Linked DNA regions of Homo sapiens: region 2 is linked to region 1. A link is an interaction called in ENCODE POLR2A ChIA-PET data of the cell type or tissue named here. Cell type or tissue: PC-9. All regions are shown on one strand. Each heading gives the region's core, and the rest is flanking DNA. Links, peaks and the distances in the headings are about the cores only. Region 1 overlaps KAT2B (lysine acetyltransferase 2B). Region 2 has its middle 16 kb from the start of SGO1.

What was found. Peaks named below come from ENCODE experiments on the same cell type or tissue, not always from the same donor. Only the 100,000 strongest peaks of a DNase experiment are listed, where the experiment ranks them.
Region 2: POLR2A ChIA-PET joins it to region 1 with 6 read pairs; 3 of 35 experiments call an interaction of 5 or more read pairs at or near these places.

Annotation. Positions count from the first base shown.
Region 1 is chr3:20,105,958-20,111,347 of GRCh38, forward strand. The region is part of intron 5 of KAT2B (lysine acetyltransferase 2B); the gene reads left to right. Among named protein-coding and RNA genes, the nearest start is that of MIR3135A, 29 kb to the right of the region's middle. In PC-9, for the core only: no CTCF peak of the experiment used is centred there; a DNase peak (open chromatin) is centred at 3,134.
Region 2 is chr3:20,199,679-20,205,068 of GRCh38, forward strand. No RefSeq gene overlaps it. Among named protein-coding and RNA genes, the nearest start is that of SGO1, 16 kb to the left of the region's middle. In PC-9, for the core only: no CTCF peak of the experiment used is centred there; no DNase peak of the experiment used is centred there.

The DNA of each region.
Region 1 (5,390 bases), core at 151-5,150:
CTAGAACAGATTTATCAGGAAGCATGGAAAGAACACTAGGAAACAGGAGATCTGACTTCTAGTCTGGACTTTAATTAAGTAACTGGGCCTCAGTCCCTGTGAACTAGGGCAGATCAGTTTATTCCTGAAAACCACAGGATTTTCAGTTCAGCAAGTCAGTAGAATGACATGGTCTTCTGTGTTCACATTTTTAATTTCTGTTCACAGAAGTTACAAATCATCATCATGATGTGAAAAATCTGGGAGTTATTTGAACAGTAAGAAAATAGCATGCAAATACCATCTTTATTAGACATACAAAAATGAACGAACTATCATTTTGCTTCTTTTTAGTAGACCCGAAATCAGTCATGTAGGTAAAATCTTTTCTACAGTTACTTCTTTGGAGGAATACATGTGCTCATGCACGTCCGTTTCCTTCTTTCTGTCTCACTGTGTGCAATAATAATATCAATCAATTTATTAAAACAACACCAGAAGTACACACACACACACACACACACACACATTCTGTCTCTCTCACACACACACACATTGACTCAGCCTCATTGTCTTAATCTACAGTGAATTTAACAGAGTACAAAATAAGATTAATCTTGGAAGTTAAGAAAAAGCTGAAAAGTATAAATTGAGGTCTATAAAATGACTTTGAGGAAATGAATGAAAGCCCATTATTTGAACATTTTTACTAGCTAATAACAATCTATGCTGTCTTCTACCCTGGGAAGATTGAATAACCTGTTAAAGCACTTTTGGATAACTTTTTAGGATTTTATGATAATATTTATAACCTATCATCTTTGTATCAGAAATAATGTCAGTCTTAGAGCCTTAGACGTTTGCAGATCTCTCCTCAGATGGAAATGCTGTTTAGACTCTAAATCAGCACTGTCCAGTAGATATATAATATGAGCCAAAAATGCAAGCCAGATATATAATTAAAAATTTTCTAGTAGCTACGTATAAAATGAATAGATATAAGAAATTATTCTGAATTTTATGTGTATATATATATATATATGTATATATATATATATATATATATATATATATATATATTTTTTTTTTTTTTTTTTTTTTTTTTTTTTTTTTTGAGACGGAGTCTTGCTGTGTCTCCCAGGCTGGGGTGCAGTGGTGCAATCTTGGCTCACTGCAACCTCCACCTCCTGGGTTCAAGCCATTCCCGTCTCTGCCTCCCGAGTAGCTGGGATTACAGGCATGCGCCACCACAGCTGGCTCATTTTTGTATTTTTAGTAGAGACGGCGTTTCACCATGTTGGCCAGGCTGATCTCGAACTCCTGACCTTAAGTAATCTGCCCTCCTCGGCCTCCCAAAGTGCTGGGATTATAGGCATGAGCCACCAGACCTGGCCAATAATATATATATTTTTTACCCAATATATAAAAAATGCCATTTCAGCTGGGAGCGGTGGCCCACGCCAGTAATCCTAGCACTTTGGGAGGCCAAGGCGGATGGATCACTTGACGTCAGGAGTTCAAGACCAGCCTGGCCAACATGGTGAAACCCTGTCTCTATTAAAAATACAAAAATTAGCCAGGCATGGTGGCGGGCACCTGTAATCCCAGCTACTTGGGAGGCTGGGGCAGGAGAGTTGCTTGAATGGGGAGGTGGAAGTTGCAGTGAGTCGAGATCATGCCATTGCCCTCCAGCCTGGGGCACAGAGCAATACTATGTCTCAAAAAAAAAAAAAAAACCACAAAAACAAAAAACCCACAAAAATATAATTTCACCATGTAACCATTGTGAAAAATTATTAAGGATGTATACTTACTTTCTTAGTACTGAGTCCTTCAAACCTCCAAATCCAGTGTTTATTTTGCTTTTTCCTTTTTTTTTTTTTTTTTTTTGAGTTGGAGTCTTGCTGTGTTTCCCAGGCTGGAGTGCAGTGGTATGATCTGAGCTCACTGCAACCTTCGCCTCCCAGGTTCAAACGATTCTCCTGCCTCAGGCTGCCAAGTAGCTGGGACTACAGGCGCCTGCCACCATGCCTGGCTAATGTTTATATTTTTTAGTAGAGATGGGGTTTCATCATGTTCCCCAGGCTGGTCTTGAATTCTTGACCTCCGGTAATCCACCTGCCTCAACTTCCCAAAGTCCTGGGATTACAGGTGTGAGCCACTGCACCCGGCCAAATCCAGTGTGTATTTTTCACACATCTTAATTCAGTAGCTAAATTTTAAACAATTAAAACTAAATGGAGTCCTACTAGAACAATCAAGTTGTGTTTAATGGGAAAACATTTTACACTGTTTCCATTTAAAAGTAAAATTGAAATTGATTAAATAAAATTAAAAGTTAAACTCAGTCATACTAGCCACATTTCAAGTGCTCAATAGTTACCAATGGCTGGTGGCTACTGTATTGGATAGCAGAGACATAGAATCATCCCCATCATCAGTGAAAGCTTTATTGGACAATAAATCTTTAAACCTTTCATTGCAGAAGATTGGACATATTTTGTTATTTTTAAAATTTAGGATCTGCATAACAACATTTTAGTCAGCAATGGACCACATATAATGACAGTAGTCCTTTAAGATTATGCCAAAATTTTGCTGTACCTTTCCATGTTTAGGTATATTTAGATATACAAATACTTACCATTATGTTACAGTCGTTTGTAGTATTCAGTACAGTAATATGCTGTAGAGGTTTGCAGCCTAAGAGCAATAGACTAGACCATAGAGCAGGGGTCCCCCACCCCTGGGCCATGGTCCACCATAGGTCCGTGGCTCATTAGGAACCGGGCTGCACAGCAGGAAGTGAGTGGTGGGCGAGTGAGCATTACAGCCTGAGCTCCACCTCCTGTCAGATCAGTGGTGGCATTAGATTCTCATAGGAGCCTGAACTCTATTGTGAACTGTGCATGTGAGGGATCTAAGCTGTACATTCTTTCTGAGAGTCTAATGCTTGATGATCTGAGGTGGAACAGTTTCATCTGGAAACCATCCCTTCTACCCCCAGCCATGGAAAAATTGTCTCTCATGAAAGCAATCCCTGGTGCCAAAAAAGTTGGGGACCTCTGCCATAGAGCCTAGGTGCCAAGTGTGTAGTAGGTTCTACCATCTAGGTTTGTGTAGGTACACTCTCCAGTGTTTGCACAATGATAAAATCACCTGACTCATTTCTCAGAATGTATTCCCGTTGTTAAGCAAGACATGAAAGACATGACCATATTAATTCTTACAGATAGTCTTGTGATTGCCTAAGTCTCACGAAATTGAACTTCTGATTATGAAGATCTGTGACTGTTTAACTCTATGGTTTCATTACTAGTTATTTGATCTGACTTCCCCTCAGCCCCAGATAGATAGATAGATAGATAGATAGATAGATAGATAGATAGCATGTCAGTGTCTCATTCTGTCACTCTGTCACCCAGGCTGCATTGCAGTGGCACAATCATAGCTCACAGCAGCCTAGAACTCCTAGGTTCAAGTGATCCTACCTCCTCAGCCTCCCAAGTAGCTAGGAATATAGGTATGTGCCAATACATCTGGCTGATTTTTAAACTTTTTGTAGAGATGGGCGTCTTACTATGTTGCCCAGGCTGGTCTTGAACTCCTGGGCTCAAGCGATCTTCCTGCTTGGGCCTTCCAAAGCACTGGGATGACTGGTGTAAGCCACCATGCCATGCCTAGCCAGCCCATTCTTTTAACTTAATTAAGTGGCCACAGACTAACATCTAGCAAACAATTGGCTTTGAAAGCAATGAATTTCTATATGAAGCACCTTATGAATTACAAAATAAATGCACTTTATAATTTTTTTCTGCTACCAAGATCACTGTTTCAGACAAAAGACAACATTAACACTTAAGATACCCATTTCAGTATTGTAAACATAAACAACATTTGGGTGTAAATTATTAAAGGAAAAAAGTTGAGAGAAGACATAGAAATAGTAGCAGAAATTTTAGGTTAATTTTTAATGTAGGCAGATGAACTAACACTAATGAAAGCTTTTTCTCCAAAGGTGAACCACTGCCACAGCCACCACCATTTCCACCACTAGCACACATACAGGCAAAATATTTTATAATGCAGAATAAGATTTAAAAAAAAAAGTCAGGAGCATGAATAAATTAATATTATTCCTCTCTTCATTAAAGGGCTCAAAGTTCATTGGGAGCTTTTTGTAGCAGCTTGGGCGCATTAGAAAGCTGTCTCCCATTTGAAAGGAGAACAGGAAAGCACATAGGGAGGAGAGGTTTGATTTTTGGAAGGCAGTCCTTTCCTAGAAGAGGATGATTTGGGTCTGCTCTGAAGGAATAAGAATCTGTGGAATAATGCTTTTTGACCTTTTCCTCGTTTGGTGCCACCCTCCATGGCTACCACTGTTATATTTATGTTTTTGGGTCCTGGGAAATTCACATCTTCACTTCTGGGAGATAAAAAAAAAATAGGGTTGTCTCAGTTTGGTAGCTCATGCCTGTAATCACAGCACTTTGGGAAGCCGAGGTGGGTGGATCTCTTTAGTCCAGGAGTTCGAGACAATCCTGGGCAACATAGTGAAACCCCGTCTTTACAAAAAATAAGAAAAAATTAGCCACATGTGGTGGTGCATGCCTGTGGTCCCAGTTGTTTGGCAGGCTGAGGTAGGAGGGTCACTTGAGCCCAGGAGGTAGAGGTTGCAGTGAGCCGAGATTGTACCACTGCACTCCAGCCTTGGTGACACAGTGAGACCCTGTCTCAAAAAAAAAAAAAAAAAAAGAAAGAAAAAGAAAGAAAAAGAGGTTTATTTTTGAATAGACTTTTACTCTCCACTGTATGTTGGCCGAATGCACTTTCTAAATTAGATGACCTGTATTGTCAGTGTACCCTAGAACTGTGGTCACATCTCAAGAAAAGTCCTGGCTTCCCTCTGGTCTGGGTCCTCCTCCAGCGTCGTGCAGTGATGCTGAGGTGCATTTTTGACTTTGAGTCTGAGTCGTTGAAAAATGTACCTAGGCGACAAATGGTAGAAGCTTAATACTTCCTACATTTTTGACTGAGTTTTAAACAGTCCTGAAGATCATTATCTTCCCACCAAACCTCCGATAAGTGCTGTGTAGGCATTTTAAATAAATCTTACATTTTACTCAAAGGACTAGGTGGTTAATTCTGATTCTTTCACAAAAGGGTCTTCCTCAGCTTCTCCTTTAATTTTTTCTTTTATCTAAACTACCATTAATGTGCCAGTAACTCCAGTTATACTATGCATTTTATATACAGTATTTCATTTAATGCTCACAAGAACCCAATGAAGTAGGTATTATTGTTGTCCCCATTTTACAGGTAAGGAAGGAAAGGCTAAATAGCGTAATCAAATTTTCAAAGTTATGCAGCTAGTTAAGTGACACAGCTGGAATTTGATCCCAGGGGCTGTT
Region 2 (5,390 bases), core at 312-5,311, 94 kb after region 1:
GTGGCCTCAGTTTCTCATCTATAAAATGGTGATAATAATTTCCAATAATTATTAATTAATTAAATTAATTACATATGAAAAGAACCTTGTATAATAATGAAGAATATTGATTATAATACTTTAATTATTAATATAGTTAATAAATAAAAAAAGAGTAGAGGATCCTAACAAAGGGACTTTACCATAAGTCAGGGCTTGGGCACAATAACCTGAATTATGGTCAATAATAGTGTAAGGTACTATATTATCTTAAGTCATTGGTGGAATGAACTGGTGATGTAAATCTATATGTCAATCAACCAATACCATGAAATGGCATTATTATTTCTAATGTAAATGGGACCTATGGGGTCCTGGATAAAATTCTACTGCCGTATTCAGAATGTTAGGCCACTTTTAAATGGTATTTTTAGTTTCAAGGATAATGTGTAGAAATTGAAGAGGGCTCAGGCCATAAATTATTAAATGCATTTGGTCATTTGTTTAGCAAATGTTTATTGAATGCCTACCCAATGAAATCACTTCCCTAAGTGGGCCTTGAGGAGATGGTAATGAATGGGATAGGGGCTGTCTCTGTCTTTTGGAGACAAGCAACTCACATGTCAATTAGTTAATTATAACTGTAATGCATGCTAGATGAAGTACAGGATGCTAAGAATGCGTCTAATAAGGGGAACCGGTACAAATCTAGGGGTGGTTGTCAGGATGTTTAAACTGAGATCTGGAAGATGGGGAGAAGTCATTTGGATAAAGTAGAAGGGAAAGCACATTCCAGGAAGGAGGACAATGGGCTGAGGCCCTGAGGTTGAAGGAGCATGGATTTCCCAGAATTAAAAGATGTTTCGTGTGGCTAGAGTGCAGAGAGGGATCAGTGTTGGAGAATTTGACTGGTGGAAAATCAGGAAGGCAGGACCTTCTGGGTGAGATTAAGGAGTTTAGATTTGCCTTTTGAGAAATCGGGGAAACTTATGCGCATTAGTGAAATGAACTGAGAGATCACTCTGGCAACAGTGTGGAAGTGGGTGGGCAGCTGTTCCAGGAGGGATAGGGGAGACCACTTAGGAAGTACTGTAGTGCCCCAGATAATAAGTGATAGGGGCTTACACTAAGGTGGTGGCAGCAAATGGAGAGATGCAGACCAATTTGAGAGACATAAAATAGCTCCCTTGGGAAAAGAGGCTACTTTTTTCCAGAGAAGAGAAGGCAAAGGTTTTGTATGTTTTAAAGTGTTACCATGAAGAGGGTATTTGGCTGGTTGTCATCTATCTCCACAGAGAAAGAAAGAAGAAATTACCTTATCATTTAATGAGGCAGAATTTGAGATCTTTATTATCATAACAGACTTGCCAATAGAAACTGTATAATTTTTATATGAGGTACTTTTAAGATGCAGAAATCAACCCTGGAGGCAAGGAGATGAATGCGATGATCCCTTGAATTATTTCCTACTTCAAATTATATTATTGCTCAGTAAATTTGCCTGGAGCATCATAATGTCTTAGGAATAATGGAATATATTCTATGTAAAACTCATCTCAATCTTGAGCACTGAGTATTTCCAGAAGTTTTGCTGAAGTATTTTCACATTTTATAAGTGTGAGAAAGAGAAAAGCAGACCCTGACAGCTGGAAAGTGTCCTGGCACACACAGCTGGACCATGGTGTTGCTGAACATAAACACCAACACTGGACAAGGCCACTCTGTGACCATGGTGGACCAAGACCAAAACAAAACCACTCTATAGTCAGGGTTGAACACAGACAAAAACATGAGCATTATCCAAACCACAAAAATGGCCAAACATCTCCATATCCTGGCTGATATAACTGACTGCCACTTTAAAAAAAAAAAAAACAATGACAGCTTTAGCTTCACCCCAATCATCTCATCATCTAAAACAGACAAGAATTAAGGACCCAATCACAGAATTACTCCACTTCCTGATAATGTCCAATCCAGAGCACAGCCCTGCTTTCTGGAACTCTTCCCCAACTCACCTAATCAAACTCTAATCCTAATAATAAGCTCTTTCTAATACCTCTTACTGAGATTGCCCCATAGTTCCCTGCATGGTTCTCCATTGCTAGAAGTCAAGGATCCCAAATTTGTTCAACTGCAGATGTGTTCCTGGCAGTCTTTGGCTGGAGGTCATTGGCAAGTGTAAGGAACAGACTGTAGGTTTTGTTCTTTTTCTCCCCCTTTTGTTATTGGAATAAACATTTTGAATTTTCTATGTTCTGCTGTATCATATAGCTGATTATCTTTTAATTTCCTCTATGATTCCTTGATATGTGTAAGGTCACAACATTCTGGCTTTTTAAAAACCTTGTAACCCACTTCTTTGCCTTTCTATATCATCAAGTTCTTATATCATGGGAAACATAATCATTGACAAAAAATCTTTGACTTTTTTGTTACCACTTTCAAATAGAAAAACGATTAAGGAAATGATATAAAAAGTATAACAATTTTAACAACTCAGCCAAATCATACTGCTTGTTTTTGTAATTATAGCGTCTTCCCTTATCCTCAAGGGATATCTTCTAAGCCTACTAGTGGATGCCTGAAAACTCAGTTAATACTGAATGCTACATGTACTATGTTTTTTCCTATGCGCACATTTAATTTATAGTTTAGACATAGTAAGAGATTGATAAAGGTAACTAATAATAAAATAGAACAATTATAACAATATACTGTATTAAAAGTTATGTGAATGTGATCTCTCTCTCGCTCTCTTTCTCAAAATATTTTACTGTACTGTACTCACCCTGCTGTTTGGCCACTGATACCTGAAACCATGGATAAGTGAGAGACTACTGTGTAAGGTTATTCTATTTGAAGCAAAAGTGGCTTTGTGTATGTGTGTTCAAGAGTCTTAGTTTGCCCTTGTTTGTGGGATATTTCAAAGATACTTCAGTCTTCTGTATCCGTGTATGAGTATTCGTTGATGATGCTCATTATTCATTATTTGTGCATGGGCAAACTGCTGAATAGTGACTTCGTATACATAGCTTTCTCTTTTAGCTACCTCTCTATGTAGGACACAGTACTCAGCAACGTCTTGTTTATAGTAGATTTGGGACAGACTTTGAGAGGAATTTGGCCATCTGTAGGTACCTACATTAAATGGCTCTCTGTGTTTGGGGAATGTTGCTGTTGAGAGAAATACTGCAATGTCAAGGACTTTATTTCAGAAATACACAAGTCCTCACTGCAATTTGTATCACATTCCGGTGAAATATAAATGCTCAAATAAAAGCGTAATGTTTATCTGCATGTATTTTTTGGTCTGCTTGTGTAATTAAAGTGACCATGTACTCATTATTCACATGCTTTTCTTAAGTCAGTGAACACTCCCTTCATACCCCTGTGTTTTTCTTGATGGAATGCTTTCCCTTTTATGAATCAGAAGCAGTCAGAAAAGGTGAAAGAAGGAGGTAGCTGAAAGAAGGAGGCAGCAGGGAATTATTATATGACACTGGTTGCTAAATAATAACTCTACTGCATCATTTTACCATGCTTTTGGGATCAGAATGAAGATGAGGTAAAGGAGGCGGTCTAAGAAAGAACAATTCTTTTTGCAGCCCAAACTGTTAATCACATTCTACTACATAGTAATTAGTATCTTGAATACTCCTAGGATGTTACTTCTATTTTGACAGAAAGAAAGGACACCAAGAATGTGGAAAATAATTAGATATGATCAAGATTTGGAACACCTAATAGAAAATCATTTCTATTTTATTTCTTGAGAGAATATGAACATTGCTTTTTTTTTTTTTTTTCTGAGATGGAGTCTTGCTCTGCTGCCCAGGCTGGAGTGCAGTGGCGCGATCTCAGCTCATGGCAACCTCCGCTTCCTGGGTTCAAGCAATTCTCTGCCTCAGCCTCCCGAGTAGCTGGGATTACAGGTGCCCGCCACCATGCCCAGCTAATTTTTAAATTTTTAGTAGAGACAGGGTTTAACCATGTTGGCCAGGCTAGTCTTGAACTCCTGGCCTCAGGCAATCTGCCCACCTTGGCCTCCCAAAGTGCTGGGATTATAGGCGTCAGCCACCGTGCCTATAATTTTTTATAACATTGCTTTAATAAATTAAATAATTTAAATCTTTTGAACAGCCATGAATAGCAATTAAATGTATTTGTTAAATTATTTATAATTCATTAATTCTCAAATATTAAATGTTAGCCTACAAAAAGTCACTTTTAAATTATTAAATCTAACGTTTTAAGAGTGGAGTTGGTTTTACAATTTGGAAACTTTTTTTAATTAATAAAAAGATCACTAAAGGTTTTCTTCTGGAATAGTTTCATAAGGAAGAAGAATTACACAATCACTCTGTCACCCAAGCTGGAGTGCAGTAGTGGGATCATAGCTCAGTGTAGCCTTGAGCTCCTGGGCTCAAACGGTCCTCCTGTCTCAGCCTCATGAGTAGCTGGGGCTACAGCTTCATGCCACCACACCAGACTAATTTTACTTTTTATTTTTTTGTAAAAATGGTGTCTTGCTATGTTGCCCAAGCTTGTCTCATCTTTTTAAAGGATGTTTCTGTTTTGTTTGATTTATGTTACATTGTTTACCTTTTTTGTTTTAAAACAATTTGAAATTTACAGAAAAGTGCCAAAAGTAGTACAAAGGGCCAAAGAGCTGTTTATATCCTTCAGCCAGATTTCCCAGTTGTTAGCATTGTCCATATTTGCATCCTCTTTCTCTCTTCCTCTACACACACACACACACACACACACACACACACACACACACACACACATCACATCACATCACATCACTGTAGGTTTTTCCCCCTGTGCCACTTGAAAATAAGTTGCAGACAAAATCTCTTAATATTTGGCACATATTTACAGTTCCAAAATCAAAATTATGAAATCAACATTTATCTAACACTACCATCTAATCCACAGATCCCATTCAAACATTGCTTATTTTCTCCAAAATTTTCTTTGGAGTTTCAGAATCCAATCAAGGGTCATACATTTGTTACTCCAACTTGGAACAGTTCCTAAATCTCCCTTTCTTTCATGATGATGACATTTCTAAAGGGTAATGCCACTTACATTGCAGAATCTCTCATGACTTAAAATTTTGACTTTTGTATATGTTACATAATACAGATGATTTGTCCAAAGAATAGCACGTGTGTAACTTGTAAACAAATAAATGGAGGTACATATTCAATTTTTTTTTAACCACTGGTGATACATGTAGATAAAGGGTTGGAGATCACTTGCTAGGTGATCAACAAGAGTAACCAGCCACTGTCTAGAAACTGGATAATAGAAAGAAGAGAATGGGCAGTTCATCTTGAGAATTGTTTTGGGAGACCAGGAGCCTTGAGCTGCTGAATCTTGGTTCTGGATAAGTACATTAT